Regions from separate parts of the Homo sapiens genome. Here region 2 is linked to region 1. Evidence: chromatin loops called from intact Hi-C (ENCODE). Cell type or tissue: IMR-90. All regions are shown on one strand.

What was found. Hi-C counts contacts between places; a loop is a spot of excess contacts. Peaks named below come from ENCODE experiments on the same cell type or tissue, not always from the same donor. Only the 100,000 strongest peaks of a DNase experiment are listed, where the experiment ranks them.
Region 2: a loop joins it to region 1, with 3 times the contacts of the local background. A loop is called at or near these places in 5 of 110 quality-filtered maps.

Annotation. Positions count from the first base shown.
Region 1 is chr13:37,596,498-37,598,997 of GRCh38, reverse strand. POSTN (periostin) reads left to right here and starts at 230. Exons shown (of 23, transcript NM_006475.3): 1 at 230-390; 2 at 1,716-1,814. The coding sequence starts at 272. In IMR-90, no CTCF peak of the experiment used is centred here; no DNase peak of the experiment used is centred here; H3K4me3 peaks cover 323 bases.
Region 2 is chr13:37,312,058-37,314,557 of GRCh38, reverse strand. No RefSeq gene overlaps it. Among named protein-coding and RNA genes, the nearest start is that of LINC01048, 170 kb to the left of the region's middle. In IMR-90, no CTCF peak of the experiment used is centred here; a DNase peak (open chromatin) is centred at 947; H3K27ac peaks cover 370 bases.

The DNA of each region.
Region 1 (2,500 bases):
AACATGCAGTGAGTCAATTGTTCATATGATTAAAAATAAGTACCTTCTTTATAATGAAAAGGAAAAGTAGCTCAATGTGTTCCTTAAATATAACTAACCAAAACAAATCTTAGCTGGCAATTTGAAGTTGCCGATGCTTCCTGGAAAGAGTTCAGACTCTCAGGTTGATGCAGTGTTCCCTCCCACAACTCTGACATGTATATAAATTCTGAGCTCTCCAAAGCCCACTGCCAGTTCTCTTCGGGGACTAACTGCAACGGAGAGACTCAAGATGATTCCCTTTTTACCCATGTTTTCTCTACTATTGCTGCTTATTGTTAACCCTATAAACGCCAACAATCATTATGACAAGATCTTGGCTCATAGTCGTATCAGGGGTCGGGACCAAGGGTAAGTGAGTGGTTTGGTTTTATAAACCATTTTTCTTTTTCCTCAGCTTGTTAGATGTTCAAGTATGCATAAAGTTTCTCATATATGCCTCAGGGTTTTTTTTCCTAATTATTATAAAGTAATAGGAAAAAAAGGAAAATGTGAGTATTCTGTGATTTATCTATGCACTTTTAAGCTTTAAGACTTAATTGCTCTCTAAATACCTTGAATATAATTGCTTTCTTATGAAATGTTATATAATTCTAATCTAATTAACACAATTTAGCTGGGCATTCTTTTATAATTCCATTTATTTATGTTTTTATTTTCTTCCAAAAATCTGAAATTGAGTTTTCAAAATTAAAAAATCTATTGTTAGGAACTATCATATGTATGCAAACAGCATTGAAATATCTCACATGATGTTAGAGAAAATTTTATTTAAATTACATATGAAGGTTAAATACTGGGTAATGTAACTAGTTCTCTGAATTCTTTGAAGCATTTAAGTTACTTTTAAACTCTGAATTCTGTAAAATTTGCAAAGGTAATTTATATTTTATAGAACTAATGCAACTACAACTAAGCATTTTTAAAATTACACATAATTTTGTAACTTATCCAACCATTTATAATTTTTTAAGCGGATCTTGGCACTTCTTCCTATGCCTCACAGGAATTTTCATAATGTTCACAAGCTTCTTTGACTTACAGTGAAAAAAGACTTCTGTCCCTTTAAGAGGGGAAGGGGAACCTTAAAATTGTGACAGAGGATGTTCTGATCTGTTACTTCCATTCAAAAAGATAAATTCTCCTTTGTGCAACCATATTGTTTCAAAGTTAATTTTAGCACATTTACTTCTGTGATTACTTACCTAGAAAATTACAGAGTATAGTGTCTGTGTACATAATAAACCTTGTCTCTTTTGCTCTCTGACCTCTCATTGTTCCAGAGAGCCCTGAAGTTATGGCCATCCTCCAAATGAGCACATGCTTGGTTTAAAAAGGGTCAGTAGATTATCTACCATTAAAAGTAATAAGGCACATAGAAATAAAATTACGTTCATACTGTTTGAATAGTCCTAGTTGGTTAACTTTTTGAAAAGCTTGTATTTTACTCTCAGAAATGTATAATTTTTCTCTCTCTCCCTGCCACCTCCTGTAGACTTTCGGTTTTTCAACAATTCAGTAGGATTGTGTCAATAATTAGATTTGTGCAAGGCTAGAATCATGTCTTTGGATATCAAATCCACATCTCAACATTTTCTTCTATCAACCAATCTTTAGATACGAAAAACTAGTCATTATTAGGACATTAACTTTTTTCCTTTCCCTCTATCCTCCAGCCCAAATGTCTGTGCCCTTCAACAGATTTTGGGCACCAAAAAGAAATACTTCAGCACTTGTAAGAACTGGTATAAAAAGTCCATCTGTGGACAGAAAACGTAAGTCTCTTTTTTTTTTCATAATATGTCAGTTCCAAAAACAACATCATGATGTATATGCCTTCCCCTGGGTGTACACACCATTCTTCTTGAAAATACTGACCAAAATTGTGAGAGTTATTTAAAGAAAAGAAAGGAATACATACGTGAATAAAGAAGTTCTCCCTGCATCTCCAATATTACTATTAGAACTCAGATTTCTTCCTGAATCCATGTGACATGGAGGCCAGAAGGAAGCAGATCACATGGCTCAGGATTGGGTATAGAATCCGTGTGAGTAAATGATGTTGTTTCTACTCCTGGTTTGGCCCTCTTTTATCTTAGGCAAGTCACTTAACCTCTGTGACTTAGTTTCCTCATTTTATAAAAAAGTGGGCCAGAAAAACAAACTGATTTAAAATATCAGAGTTTCTGAGGCAAAAAGTTAATGTTTGTCTCTAGTCATTTGGAAATTGTCTAAAGTATTCCAGTTTACCGGAGAGTTTTCATCAAAGTTTAAAGTTAAAAAATACTTGAGTTTTATCTCTTTATTTAATCCAGTGATTCTCCGTTCAAGATGCTCCATCCCCAGAGGTCCACAAGGTGATAACGGAAGCTCATCATTATAGTTAATATCTCAATAGCCCAAAGGATGATTATGTTTTAACATATGTTTCACTGATTAGCTTAAAATTTGAAAGCATTAT
Region 2 (2,500 bases), 280 kb after region 1:
AGCTAGCAGAAGAAAAGAGATAACCAAAATCAGAGCTGAACTGAAGGAAATTGAGATGCAATAAACCATCCAAAAGACTGATGAAACTAAAACTGGAATCAGGCTGGAATCCTGTCCCTGCCACCTCTCCCAGTAGCTCTCTCTGTCAGCTCAAATGTCTGTGGGGGACATGGCATTCCTGATGCTAGGATTCTGGTGGTCTATGATAAAAGTGGGCCACTTCTCACCTATCTAACTCACCCCTTCCCCTGGAGCCGCTGGGGGTCAAGTACAAGTCCTGATGCATAGCAGTCCTATGCAGGGTTGCTAGTTTCCTCTCTCTTTCAGCCCGGGGTCTGCATCCTCCCTTTGACCACTCTCAATGCCTTCCTCCTGAAGATCTGCTCAGAGTAGTGTGTCAGTCTTTTTGACAGTCTGGTCTCTTGCTGGGAGAGTCTCTTTCTGGCTGCATCTAGTCAGCCATCTTGGCTCCCTCTCCCAGGTTGTTTTTCCTGGGGAAGTTTTCATCATGAGTTTGTTACACCATAAAAGGCTATAACAGGCAATGTGAGAAATTGAGCTTTTACTAAAACTCAGTAAAGTAGACAACAAATTCCAATTTTTATTTTCAACATTATGAATACGTTTTCTTCGAAGATGCTTTTGGATAGGTAAGAAACTCGACAGACAAAAAAAATAGTGGTATTGGCAAAATTAAAAGGTCAATTTTCACCAATAAAAGACAAGCTATAGCACTGATTTGCTAGTGGAAAGTCAAATTTAGGTAAAACCATATAAATATTTGCTTTATTTTTCATTGAGAGGAGAAATATTAAATAAAATATATTACCCACACTGGAACTCTTGGTAATGCATAAGAAGCTATCCAAAAAACACAACAAACCTACTGGCAAGAATTCTAGCGCTGACTCACTGAAAACATTTGGATAGAATCAATGTGCATTGATTTCTGGCAGTCATGTGGTTGGTTTGTTCATAAAGGAGACTAAGCTGCTGTGGAATTTCATTTCGGAAAGCAAGTTTTAACTAGTCCTACAGAAATGTTAATGTTTCCCCTACATCTACCAAGACACCTGTGTGTGGAATAAAGTGCTTCCTATTGCATTCCTAGTGGAATACTCCCAATGTGCCAAACAAAAAAGATGGATAGGAGCCTACCCTGCAGGCTTAGAATTTAAATTGTGCTGAGAGGCAATTAGATTTGTTCCAACTTTTTTGAAAGCCAGAATCATGCACCTGGGTGCTTCCCCACAGCTTGTCCTGTACCTTCGGAGATCAGTGGAAGTGAACTGAAGGAAGCACCAGACAGCCCAGCAGGAAAGCATCATTCTGTAGCTCCATTCAATCAGGAAACTCTCTTGGTTCAAAGGGGTGTCTTTAGGTGACTGGGTTGCCTCTCCCCTCAAGATACAGCTGCAGTCTGGTCCTTCTTGGTGCAAGGCTGGTCATCTCCAAGATGGCTGAGTTAACGTTTCATGCAAGGCTGGCATGGTCTTTCAGGTTAGCTATCTTCTCTATATTCCAAGGGCACACAGGTCCAGATATCAAATTCACATAAAGGAAACTAGGCTCATAGAAATGGGTTCGTGATAACTTAAGCAATGTTGATAGCCACTGGACTAGCCATATGTGTCAGTCAGATAATCAAACTTTCTTCTTCTTAAAATGAAGTTATTTGGGAAATCTAATGCATAATCAGACTTCTGCTTAATGATAACCAACTCAGGGCAAACAAGTGAATATTTTTCTCAAGCTATAGTAATCTTTTGATTCTCCCTTTTCTCATTCAAAAGAGTATAAATATCAACCCAAACAGGATCCTCATGTCAGTGGGTCAAGTTATCTCCTCCTTGTGTAATACTGAAGTTACAATGATATATTTTTACTTTACGTTCTTTTTATACACAAGGGTCATATCCCGTCTGCTTATAGTTACTATTATAACATCTCTCTTTTTCTGTAATCTTGTACAGTTATTACCAACATTTAACTTTATAAATCCTCTTAGATTGGTAACATTTCGGGGTAAGGACTTTCTGATAATGTGTAGAGCAACAGTCTATTATTTTCTATGGCTACAGCCAATTGCCACCAGGGAAAGGTTTCCAAATTTGTAAAAATCCTTTTTTTTAGCTTCTCTTCTAATATTTGCCTATTTCTGTTTTTCCCTAATATTTAATGTTCATCTTGTAATCTGTTGTGACTTATTGCAGGGGACTGGAGGGTTCTCTCTCTTTAAACATGTGTGTGTGTATGTGTGTGTGTGACTAGATGTTACAAGAAACATCTCCTGAGAGGTATTAAAAATTTTCAGAATTAATCAAATTTGATCTTAATTTGTGTAATAGGTAATTCAAAGGGACTTATGCTATTGTCTTGGAATTTGAACTGAGGCCCCCTGTATTAGGATTCTCCAGAGAAACAGAACCAATAAGATATGTACATATATCTTTTAGGTAGAGATAGAGAGAGATTTATTTTAAAGAATTGGTTCAGACAA